Linked DNA regions of Homo sapiens: all the other regions are linked to region 1. The links are chromatin loops, found by intact Hi-C in ENCODE. Cell type or tissue: MCF 10A. All regions are shown on one strand. Each heading gives the region's core, and the rest is flanking DNA. Links, peaks and the distances in the headings are about the cores only. Region 1 overlaps LINC01317 (long intergenic non-protein coding RNA 1317). Region 2 has its middle 110 kb from the start of LINC01320. Region 3 has its middle 290 kb from the start of LINC01318.

What was found. Hi-C counts contacts between places; a loop is a spot of excess contacts. Peaks named below come from ENCODE experiments on the same cell type or tissue, not always from the same donor. Only the 100,000 strongest peaks of a DNase experiment are listed, where the experiment ranks them.
Region 2: it touches region 1 in a loop (5-fold over the local background); 11 of 110 quality-filtered maps call a loop at or near these places.
Region 3: a loop joins it to region 1, with 2.4 times the contacts of the local background. A loop is called at or near these places in 4 of 110 quality-filtered maps.

What each region holds. Positions count from the first base shown.
Region 1 is chr2:34,102,803-34,107,202 of GRCh38, reverse strand. All of the region lies in intron 4 of LINC01317 (long intergenic non-protein coding RNA 1317), which reads right to left. Among named protein-coding and RNA genes, the nearest start is that of LINC01318, 38 kb to the right of the region's middle. In MCF 10A, for the core only: no CTCF peak of the experiment used is centred there; a DNase peak (open chromatin) is centred at 2,022.
Region 2 is chr2:34,568,357-34,572,756 of GRCh38, reverse strand. No RefSeq gene overlaps it. Among named protein-coding and RNA genes, the nearest start is that of LINC01320, 110 kb to the left of the region's middle. In MCF 10A, for the core only: a CTCF peak has its summit at 2,098 (motif pointing right); no DNase peak of the experiment used is centred there.
Region 3 is chr2:34,353,156-34,357,555 of GRCh38, reverse strand. No RefSeq gene overlaps it. Among named protein-coding and RNA genes, the nearest start is that of LINC01318, 290 kb to the right of the region's middle. In MCF 10A, for the core only: no CTCF peak of the experiment used is centred there; no DNase peak of the experiment used is centred there.

The DNA.
Region 1 (4,400 bases), core at 747-3,246:
TTAAAACAACAATGATATACCAATACACAACTACTAGAATGGTAAACATCCAGAAACAACACCACCACATGCCAGCAAGAATGTGGAACAACAGAAACTCATTCATTGCTGGTAGGAATGCAAAACGGTACAGCCACTTTGGAGGACAGCTTAGCAGTTTCTTACAAAACTAAATAGATTCTTACCATAGAATCTAGCAATCAAGCTCCTTGGTACTTAACAAAAGGAGTGGAAAACATGTCCACACAAAAACCTGCACATGAGTGTTTATAGCAGTTTGATTTATAATTGTCAAAACTTGGAAGCAACCAAGATGTCTTCAGTAGGTGAATAAACTGTAATATATCCAGAAGGTAAAATATTATGCAATACTAAAATGAAAAGAGCTATCAAGCCATGAAAAGATATACAGGAAACTTAAATGCGTATTACTAAGTGAAAAAAAGCCAATCTGAAAAGACTACATACTGTAGGATTCCAACCTCAGGACATTCTGAAAAGTCAAAACTAAAGAGCCAATTAAAAGACTGGTGGTTGCCAGGGTTTGAGTGGGAAGATGGATACACAGGCAGAACACAGAGAATTTTTAGGGCAATGAAACTACGCTGTATAATACTATAATGGTGGATAATGTCATCATACATTTGTCCAAACCTATAGACTATATGCCAAAAGTGAACCCTAATGTAAACTATGGACTTTGGGTGATAATGATGTGTCAAGGTAGGTTCATAGATTGTAACAAATGCACTACTCCGGTGGAGAATGTTGGTAACAAGAGAGGCTGTGCACGTGTTGGGGAAGGAGGTACATGGGAAATCTCTGTATCTTCTGCTCAATATTACTGTGAACTGCTCTAAAATGAGCAATCTAGTAACAATGAGCATGTCAAGCTATCAGATCTGTGTCTCTAATTACATTTCCTCATAAAAGGAACTAGGGCTTCTTAGAGAAATGGCTGTTTTTAGGAATGTTTAAGATGAGCCTTCATACCAGAAAGCAAGAAAGCAGTGACTATTAGGATTGTGTCCAAAGGGCTCAGAATCCAAAATGAAGAGGATACCCTGGCCATTGTTGAGACAATTTAAGCACAAATAAGAAAAATATTTGCAAGTATTAAAATATATCACATATTTAAGAATTCATGCATTCATCATATCAAATTTTAAACCTCATTGGAAGAAACTGGTATGTGGTCTCATTTGAAAACTAGCAAATAAGAGAAAAGAATCAAGGAGTTTTCCTTTCTTTACTGTATAAACTATATAATCTCAGGGTAATTAGATAGTTGATGATGGAAAACTTCATTATAGAATGAACTATTGCAGCTAGTAAGTAAAAGGAAAAATTGAATTAGAATAGCATCACTTTGTAAACTAATTCAAAAATGGGTCTGGGCATTGATCATCAGAGGCTGTTAATATCTCAAAAAGAGAAACAACCAGAAATATTTTGCCTAATGATGGGTGTGCCCAATAACATTTACAAAACAATCTTTCCAAAGTGATCCAATTTAAATTCTACCAAGCTTTTAGCTCTAACTATCAATTTACAGGAAATAAAGAGAACAGAGGAACACATGAAATGATGTAACAGAAATTCAATTATTCCTAACCCTTTGGAAAACTGCAAACAAATGACTCACTCTCTTTTTTGCAAGAAAAAGAGATGGAGACGTAGGCTATAGATTTTAAAAGATGTGAGAAACACATTAACCGATCTCAATAAATATACCTTCTTTGAATTCTGATTTGAGCCAACAAATTATAAATATATGGGACAATCTGGGAAGTGCGAACATTGACAGGATATTTGATTATACAAAAGAAGTAAGTTAAACTTTTGGTGTCCTAATGGTATTACAAGTTTTCAATGAATTATCCTCTTTTAACTACACATACATCCACACTAAGATATTTTTCAGATGAAGTCATAGCTAGGACTTCTATCCAAATAGCCCAAAGGAAGGGTTAGTGAAAGTGGGGTTGGCTATATATAAAACAAGTCTAACAATGAATCAGACATTGTCGATGCTGAGCAATGGTTACATCATCCTGTAGATTCATTATTTTATTTTTTTCACTTCCACATATATGTTAAAGATATTCCAAAATAAAAAGTCTAAAACAAGTACGTAAGTAAATAATTATACCCTCATCCCACTGCCAGATATTCTGATGTAATTGTTCTGTTAATATCCCGCTTTTGTTCTTTTTTAAGATTGCTAAGGAATTCTAATGAGTAGCAGTAAATGAGAATAATCTCATTGAGCTATACACATAGACAGATATACTCATACCTCATCATAGCATGGGAAGAAACCAGGTAGCCTGTTATCTAGGTGACTGATTGATTTTAGAAGCCACAAATCATAACAGAAATGAGTACAGCTTGCATGTTTATGAGTACAGTACATACACAAATATAAATACGGTAAACATTCCTGCTTAATGGGAAGACTTGCCAAGTGCAATGAACTGTTGTCTGTGGGGTTGCACTTTTGTGCTTGGCTGAGCTGGTTGGAGTACAATGAAATACAGGGGAAATAAGGCTCAGTCATTCAATGACAAGGTGACTGAGGCATTTTCCTGGAGAAAGCATGCAGCAAGCCTGTATCTGGGCCATTTTGGTTATAAATAATTCAACTAAAGAAATCTTCCTCACCTTTCATGGTAACAGTAATTGGTAATATCATATGTGATATTTTAAAGTCCATCTTGATTAAATGCCCGTATATATGAAATTGAGTAACATTTGAGATTTGAAACCACATCATATATCATACCCATGGAAAAAATAAACACATCCTGTTTTTCTTACTGTGCAATTGTAATACATATTAATACTGCTCTCCCTACTAACTGAAACAAATAAAACCCTGAACCTCAACAAACTGCCTTTTCTTAACACTATTATTCAAAATCACTCCAGCAGGTTATAGCACAAGAGCAATTTTTCCAAAAAAAGGCCTAAAATATAATACAGAGAAGACAGTCCTCAAAATATAGACTACCATTATACGTCAGAGTCCTCAGTAAACTAGCTATAAGTTTTTTTCCCCTAAGAAATTATTTCCCTAAATTGTTCTGCTTACAGTATATCTCAGGGAAATAAAATCTTTAAAGTATTTATCAACTATTGCTGACGCATGTTTCAGAGATTGGTTGAGTACTTACCTTTTCTTTAAGGAGAAAATTCCAGAAGGCACAATTTTAATCAAAATCTCACAAGGCGGCACATACCCAGTCAGGATCCAAATGATGGAGTCAGAACATTAATAAAGCTTGGGAACAGTTTCTTTTTAGGAGCTGGAGGTGGTCATTTCATCTCAAAAGGCAGACGGTATTCTGGTCTGACATCCAGCTCAACTAGCACTCATCATTCTCAACCTCAGTGGCCCTAGTTAATAAAAGTATTGATGTGTCCCTGCCTAACCTACAATATTCAAAGCTTCACTTGAAGACTTGAATAGGCTCTTAATTTTTCTCCAAGAACTTCTACAGGGCCCTTTCTTGAAATCTATGTTTTCATAACAAAAGTGAAAATGTGCTGTCAGCAATTTTGTTTTTGAGGGTTCTATACATGAGAGTGCACGTTAAGTAGTGCCAAGGGCCCAGACCTTGTATGTGATAGGCTACATGACTGCCTGTAGACGTTTTATTCTCTTGAACCCCAGCATCTGCATTTGCAAAATAGGATTCAGATTCTCTCTCTTCTAGGAACAGCTAAACATTAAGAAGAGATGTTGTGCACTGTTCCATTTGTAACGAGTGCTCAATCAACGTTTATTCTCCCAATTCACCCACCCCAATTAGAAGAACTCTGCCTAGAACAAATAATTACAACCCTTGTTATTAAATGCCTTGCTAATCTATCTAGCATTCCTCAAAGTGTATTTCAGCAACTTTATTTTCTTGGATTACAATTAGATGTCCACAGAGCCACTGAGGAGGGTAAAAGTAGTGTCTATGGACAAGTTAGCTGAGAAATACCTGTTTTTATGAAGGCTTAGAGTTTTTTAATTGCTAATTTAAATTGTGATCCTTTGGTGGGGTGTAGGTTCAGTGCAAAGCATGCTACCTTTCCCAACATTCTATGCAACAGGAACTGGTATGGTTTGGATCTGTGTCCCCACCAAATCTCATGTCAAATCATAATTCCCTACTGTTGGAGGCGGGGCCTGGTGGGAGGTGATTGGATCATGGGGGTGGAGTTCTCATGAACGGTTTAGCACCACTGCCTTCTTGGTACTATATAGTGATAAAGTTCTCGCGAGATCTGGTTGTTTAAAAATGTGTTAGTACTTCCGCCACCCCCAGTCCTGCACCTGCCATGTAATATGCCTGATCCTGCTTTGCCTTCTGTCATGAGTAAAACTCCCTGAGGCCTCCCCAGAAGCA
Region 2 (4,400 bases), core at 842-3,341, 470 kb before region 1:
AAAAATCAATTCAAGATGGATTAAAGATTTAAACGTTAAACCTAAAACCATAAAAACCCTAGAAGAAAACCTAGGCATTACCATTCAGGACATAGGCGTGGGCAAGGACTTCATGTCCAAAACACCAAAAGCAATGGCAACAAAAGACAAAATTGACAAATGGGATCTAATTAAACTAAAGAGCTTCTGCACAGCAAAACATAATAATTTTTTTAAAAAAATACAGTATAATAAATTCAGTACTCTAAAAAGGTATGCATGAAGGATTTAAGAATCACAAAGGAAAATCAGCCCAACTGTGCTGGAAGAAGAGAGCAAGAACTTTACAAAATGCATAGCTACTGAGAGGACCACATCTTGAGTTAACCTAAAAAAAATTATGGGTATCTCCCATTAAGTCTGATTTCTCAAGGAGCACTCAAGGTATTCTTACAAATATTTGTAGTACGCTCTATCTTGGCATGCATTGTTGCTTCCACCACAGTGTTGAGAGTGAATGCTCCAGTGCATAACTTAAAGAGATGCCTTTTTCTTAATCAGAACTGCATTACATACTAGGACGTTGGCGGGTTCAATGTAATTACAAAATTACAATTTTGTAATGTTCAAAATTCAGCTTAAAAGAAACGAAGTAATCTCCCAGACTTCTTATTTTTTATATTCTGTTTCATCAGCATAGTCCTGGTTTACACCACTTGTCCCAGTGTATTTATAAATAATGCTTCCTTCACTCTTAAAATGACCCAGCTTTTAACAATTAATTACATGGTCACCCTACTTGTACTACATTTTGCTGCTATTCCAGTAGGGAAAAAAATGGGCTGGGAGCTAGAAAGTAAATGTTTGAGTTCCAGCCCTGCCATTTACTTTGGGAAAATGACTTTATCTGAAGTTATTATAATGATTAAATATCATGATTGTAGCAAAAATGTAGAGTGTGTAAAGGGTAATCTACGTGTTTTGTTAATCTTCATAGTGTCGCAGTTAACATCATAAAGTTTGAAAGTAGAAAACGTGTAAAGATAAATGTAAATACACATTTACAAATATTGTTTTCCAAATATAAGTGATTATACTTGATTGAGCTACCAATGTTTATGTTTCAGTATCAGACTTAATTGTCCTCCTAACCAATGGGCCAATGGGGTGTAGAAAGTAGTAAGAACCCGAATACATGGGCCCAAAATTAACCGTGGTGTTACTGTGGATACATATTTACAGCTTAAGAGTTTTAATTTCTTCACCTCTAAAATAAAACACTTGAGCTTTTTTTTTTTTTTTTTTTTTTTTGAGACGGAGTCTCGCTCTGTCACCCAGGCTGGAGTGCAGTAGCGCCATCTCGGCTCACTGCAAGCTCCGCCTCCCATGTTCACACCATTCTCCTGCCTCAGCCTCCCGAGTAACTGGGACTACAGGTGCCCACCACCACACCCGGCTAATTTTTTGTATTTTTAGTAGAGACGGGGTTTCACTGTGTTACCCAGGATGGTCTTGATCTCCTGACCTCGCGATCCGCCTGCCTCAGCCTCCCAAAGTGCTGGGATTACAGGCATGAGCCATGGCACCCGGCAGAGCTAAGTATTCTTAATCAAAGTGTGGAGAACTTTGTTTTGAAGGAGAAAAATGTGGGGTCCCAGTTTGTGGATGAGATTTACAAACAGCCTTGTATACTTCCTGTGATTTGGTCTTGAGGTCTCTTTTGAAAGTGGGTATAATTATAGCCCTGCCCTGATGGGGCTCCAGGGGATGTGATCATGGATATTCACAACGTGTCTTTCATGGGACACTTTTTCTTTCTGGTGGATGGCCTAATGCATAAGTGTCTCATCCATGACCAGGTATGCCTTGCACAGAAAACTTTTTCATCCTGGCAGACACCTTTACAGCTATTTTTTGACCTATGTCCAGTTTATTCCTACCAAGGTAGCCACCCTCTAGGGGAGCCCTGACCAGGAGGAGAGTTAAGTTTGGGAGTGCGGGTCAGGTGAGACACAGAAGAGGCAGCACAGCAAAACACATGAAGTAACAGAAACAGTATTGCTTACAAATCACAGACAGAAGAGGGCAGCAGACCTCGTAGAGCCTATGGGAAAGGGAAGCTGCTCTGGACATGTGAGCCCAACCAGAAGGTGGAGAGCAAGAGAAAGAAAGCGAGAGACCTATGGGCCAGAGGCTTTATTGGGATCCAGGGTGTCACCCACAAAGGTTTCCTTTGGAGAGTTCTAATTGGTAGATTTAGAGCAAGCAGACAGGAGCTCCATGGAGTCACGCTGTAACTGAGGGGTGGTCACTGCAGCCTATCTGCTCAGTCCATGCAGCGTGTGGGGGTCAATGGGGCAAGTCGTATAGGTTGTATCTAGCTGTCCCATAGGGAGATGGTCACCAGGAGGCAGTTTTATAAGGCAGATATCTGGGTCGACCACCTTTAGGAACTGGGAGAAGGTGGAGAACTGGAAACTGAAGGGTGACTAAGCCCCAGTTCTGATATGAGAAAATCCAATCTATATTTAAAATGGATGCTGAGGCAACATAAAATTGTAAGAACTCACTACAAACCTGAATTCTGTTTCATCCAATGTAAAAACCTGTGCCAGGCTGCTTCAGTTTCCCTGGGTGCTACAGCGAGCCCAGCAAGTGTACGCTGGCTTTCTGGGATCTAGCAGCCCCAAAACTTGTTAACATAGAGCTGGTTGATCTCTAAGCCCCCAAACCCTCAAATATCACAGAGGGAAGTTGTATAAATAAGTATTGATTAATTATTTAAAAACAATCATTTAGGAGGGCATAGAAATCTGTATTCATTTCCTAGGACTTAACAAATTTATTCTCTTACAGTTCTGGAAGCCAGAAGTCCAAAATTAAGGTGTCACGGTATCTCTTTGAAGGTTCTGGGGAGAATCCTTCCTTGCTTCTTCCAGTTTCTGGTAGCTCCAGGTGTCCCTTGGTTTGTCAAATTATTTCTGAGCTTCAGGCCATAAATACTTTGGTACCTCATAGTTATATAATCATTTGCTTAAAACTTAATAATTAGGAATAAAACATCTAAAATTTAACTTTCAAGTTTAAAGTTAAACAAAGAGAAGCCAGGCAGTGTTCAAGATGAAATTTTAATGTTGACATCAACTGACTGATGATGAATAGTATAAACCGTAAATTACTAATTGCATGCTATGCTAAATATATTTCTATGAAAACTCTGTTACATTTCCTGAACAGTTTCATTCATAATAATGAACTAATTATACTTTAGCATCTAATGAACAGAACTAAATGAGCTGCATTCAAAAGCCACAGCTTTTTTCTTTCAATATATGTCTTTGATCGTGTAATAATGTTTTCTTATAGAAGCAAGAGGGAATCTAAGTATGTTTCGAGGCACTAAAGGCATCTAATATTATTTTCCATTCTTTTGCCCAAATTTTTGTATGACAAAGTGTCTCTTTCTCATAAGTGCACACTAGTATTCTACTAATGTTATTAAAAAGCTAATTCTTTTATTAAGGAGAAACATAAATATCACCTATTGAAAGCTTTGTGGAGTTTTAATCACATTTTTAATTATTGGGAAACAGAAGCCAATCTTATTTAAAACTAGTAATCAAATATGTAGATCAATGCTATCCATCGGTTATATAGAAGTAGTTACATTTTTATACTGAATGAAGGTAGGGCTAGCACAAGCTACTTTTACTGCATTGGGATGCATACCACACCTTCTCCTGATCCATAAGCCCAACTCCCAAACTCACTCATTCAAAAACAGCCTAGTGTGGTGAACAGGAAATGGGAACAAGTAGCCATTGTGCAAACTGCCAAGTTCTATAATAAAGGTCTGAGCAGGAGGCATGGGTACCTCTGGTATGGTGGATGCTATGGCATTCTGCTTTCAGGTCCTCCCAGTCTCTGCTTTAAGGACTGAAGGGACTTATTCCCTCAGCTGATAAAATATGAGTTATCTACAGCTCCCAGCTGAGTCCCTCTCTAAAACTTGCCCTGGGGCTTGCCCATGTCACATTTCTTCCTGGCACAGTCCACATACAGTCACTTCTCAGTATTGAGGCATAAAGGCCCAGTCCCCTTGTCCCAATTCAGAAAAACCCTGAAGGGTCATGCTAGCTCCAGAGCTTCTCATAGAAATGGCTGAGCCCTTTGTTGTGACTGCATCATAATTCAACTTCTCTCTGGACAGTACTGTTTCCTTTCTGCCCTTCCACCTACACAAGTATCGATTCTAAGGACACATCCCCAATAAACTTCCTACATGCAAGTCTCTGTGTTAGAGTGTGCTTCCTAGGGAAACTCACCTGTTATATCTGGTCCAGGGAGATTAAAGAACACTTTTTAGATGTTTTCTAATTTGAGATTTATCTCTCAGTAAAAATAAGAGTTTCTCTAATAAA
Region 3 (4,400 bases), core at 1,231-3,730, 250 kb before region 1:
ATCTGTTTAGGGCCCTTGCCAATATTAGCATCCATGCTTATTTAATGTTGCCCGGGAACCTAAAAGGCCCACAGTTCTGCCATCAAAATGGCTTAAAGCCTCACAAAGAGTCAATGGCCACTCACACAATTCACAGTTTGCTTGCTGTACAATAGCCTTGTAAATATGCGTTGTGCTTTTAGTATATCCCCATATTAAATCAGTCAAATGAATCTGCAGAGGGCTTCTCGGTCATCCCATTGGTGAAATTTATCTTCTACTCAATCATTTGTTGTTAAATGTATAATGTAATTAGGAATTGTTTTTGATGTGTATACCAAATGGCCCCTCTATTCTGAACATTTCTTAAATCTATTTCTAAAGTTACAAATTCTAATTTTGTTCTTTCTTGACCTTATCTAGAAGGAAATTCAAGTTTCTTATGATGGCCAGTGATTTTTTTGAACTATGACCAAAGCAGGTTGATGCTTTGGTGATAGCGTGCTACCAATCCAGGTCCACAGAGAGAGAAAGCCTCTCTGGTAATAATTGTCTTGTTTTACAATCTGCATTGAATAAACACTGTCAGCCTACAAGTTTTTGACAGTTCTGCATCCTCTCTTCACCTAATTCTATTTGACAGCTAAACATAGATCTCATTTCTCGAACATAAGCACATTTTTAGGTGGTGTGGGCATTTCTTGCATATGATGATCTGTCAGATTTAATTCACATATAGGCAGAATGCCCTTCAATGTTGGCAAATTCATACTCATCATTCATTTTCTTTGTACCATTAAACAATGAAGTATCTCACAGGAGCTTTATTATCCTGTTATATAGCCCAGATTAAACCCTTCCTAGAGGACTGAGTCTAGTCATGGGTATGTTTAACTTAGGAAAAAGTATTTAAAGAGAGATAAATCACCAACAGAGGTAGAACAGGAAAAGCCTTGAGTAATAGAATGAAAGGTTTTAGAGAAATGTGTGTGTCCCTGCAGGTGTACAAGAATTCCTCCTGGATTTTAACCTGATTCTACTTTATTGTGTCACTGTGAAATCACAGCCTCAGTTGACTTATCTGTAAATGTATTCTAAAAGTTAGACCTGGCAGTGTTTAAATTGTCTGGCACAAGAGCCAACAAATAGTTATCCCAAAAATGATCTCTTCACTTGAGAGAATTTTCCTCATTACCAGACCCATCTTGTCTTTAATCCTTATATTCCCGTGCTATGCTATGAGGACAAAGATACCCAGGGGATAATTAATGCTGCTTCTGACTACCACAGTTTGTGAATTGAACTGCTTCGCATTATGATTGAAATGACATCGAAGACTCATGCTTTGTGTCATTTTTTTTTAATTATGGGGCTGAACTTGAACCAGCTGAACTTAAGCCACACTATCTACCACAAAACAATTTACATTTTTCTCCTAATTATGAGATTTATATCCTGACTTTATGTCTTAAAGGGATGTTACTGAATCATTTTCCTCTTTACATATTCTCTTTCAAGTTCTCACTAAAATTTCAGAAAATTTTATTATCTCTATCATCAAACCTGATTTCCGTTTCGAATCCTCTAGTTTTATTTTTCACCTTTCCTAGAAAATGGCTTTCTTACTTTGTACTGTTGCTGCCTGTACTTTAAAGCAAAAAAGATAGAAGACTCTCCTGTAGATGTTTCCAATTATTTAATTAAAAAGTGGTCATTTGAAGTTTGTATTCGTAACAGTTCATGGAGTAGCCATGTATTTCTGGCAGTGCCACCAAGGTGCTGTATATCCTTGAAAATGCCACAAGCTTCTCTGTGCCTCACTTCTGTCATCTATAAAATGGATAAAACAACAGCCACAATTGTATCTATTTTATAGGATTGTTGTGAGGAATAAACGCATATCTATAAACATTTACTATGGTACCTGCCATATGGTAAGGATTTAATAAATGCTAGTAAGAGATGTATTTAATAATAGAAGATGCATTTAAAACACTTAGCAACTAGTTTTGTCCATTTTAAGTGCTTACTACAGAGAATATTACATAGTTTTGTTTTCTTTTTCTTTGCTTCCAACACTTATATACCCCTAGTTTTTGAGGTATTAACAACCCCATGTTGTTGAGTATGAGGTATTAGGAGTGCTGTCTGGTGCATAGCAGACACCAAATGAATGTTTGTTAAGTCCATCATAATGCAAAGAAGTGAAAGTAAGTTTTATTTCAGCTTTTTAAATGTAAAGTCTTTAGGATGTCATCAATGATTTCATTGTTCTGAACTCTTGTTCCATAGTATTACAATGATGCATGTAATAGTACAAAATCCATAGATAACAAAGGGATCTCCCTCTACATTCAGCATTCAGAAAGAGCCAGCTAAACAGAAAACTAGGTTCCAAGCATTTTGGGAGAGAGACACTGCTTAGAATAATTTAAGCACTCCACTCCAATAATTTAAGTATTACAAAGCCTAGGTGTTTTCAAAGTGAGACAAATATTATGAATATTAATAACAGCTGAATTAAAGATTGCATAAAAAGGATTCTATTCTTCAGAAATACATTAACTCTATTACCAACAAAGTGTTGTAGGTAGAGTTTTAATTAAGACTAACCAAAGGAATAAGAATCATATGAAATTATCTGATCCATTTTTTATAAAAATCGTTGTTAATAATATATTTACAGATTCCTCTTTATAGATTACTGCAGCAAGTCTTCTTATGAGTAGCAAATATGCATTTTATTTGCAAACTTTTTTCATTTCTTAAAATGTGTAGAAGAATTTTAACGCTGAACTTCAAGTGAGATCTAAATTAATATTGCTCTATTCATTGGCCCCTCTGAAAACTAAAGCTGGACAAAAATGGAAAGGATTATTGTATAAAGTATTACATTTCCTGATGGGTAGAACTAGTGAGAATGAATAACTATTTTTAAGGAATATTGTAGAAGCAAAAAAACGTCTATATTGGGTGGGAATTTGAACATAACCTACTTTGAAGGTGCTTTCATCTCAACAATTCTGATTTTGAGTCTATTACTTTACTGAATATTAAGCTGTAGTAGTTTTATATGATTGAATTCTTACTCATTGACGGAAGAACTAGAAGCCAATCATTTATAACATGAAGTGTGTTTATTTACCTGAATACTGAATTACATAAGAGAAAAGGCAGTGCTATCTTTCCATCATCAATGCCTCTCACCATTACACCCATTTGGCATTTACTCAAGTCCAATATACATTTTACCATAGATTTATTTGATATTTCAGTGGAGATCATATGTATTATTAATTGCCATGACGACAGCTTTGTAATACTATAGTCCTATTAGAGCTCATTAGTGCCAAATGCTTCCATGAGAATATTCATAATCCATAATGATAAAGCCTAAATGATTATTTTGGTTTTATCCTCTTTTATTATATTTTTCCCTCTAAAGGGATTTGTAATTTTTTTTTTCCTTTGAAGATTCAATTAGTTCAGCTTTTTCTACTTGAGCTATCAGGATTTCTATCAGAAGCAGCATTTCCCTTTCCAAAGAATACAGGTCAACTTCATTTAACAATGTTCAAAGTGTACAAATTGTGTATACGACTCTTTGATTTATTCAGTAAACAAATTGCACTATTGACACAAGGCTTCCTAGTCACCCTATTATTGTGTAAACTTCTATCTCCCCCACTAGATGGCTAAAGTAAATATTCATTCCTGAAAAGAACTTCTGTGATAGTATTTAATGGTGTTTTCTGATCATTTACTAGTCTTTCTTTTTTGCTGAGCTAACTTGCTTTTATCTTCTTACCTTTTCTCCCACTGAGTTTATAGAAACAAACCTCAAGGCAAACAACTGCCATGCAAGTCCATTTATCAGCAGAGGAAAGACAAACAAATTGGCTTTAATCTTAACTCAATTCAATTCAACAAGCATTTATTGAATACCCATTTCATGTCAGGTGCTAAGCCAGCAATCTGGGAAACGAAATTAAACAGTTTCTGTTTTCAGGAAGCTTAGTAGAGAGATAGATATGTAAACACCAAAATACTGTAATGTTTTAAGCATTGCAATATATCCATAATGCAATATGTAATAGTCTATAGGAGGGATTTTAGCATAGTGATAAAAAACATGGGCTCTGGAGGGACTCAGAACCAGATTTCCTAAGTTTGAACCTAGCACCAGCATTTAATATCTATGTGACTTTGAGTAAAAACTTAACTTCTCTGTACCTCACGCTTTTAACCTGTAAAATAAAAACAAAATCATAGTTACTTCATGGGATTGTAAGTTAATATTTATACTAAATACAAATTAGTGAATAAAGTGCTTAACATAGTATATGTCACATACTAGGTGCAATGTCAGTGTTTGTTAAATAAAACAATAAAAAGCTTCTTATTACTTAACAGGTGAGAAT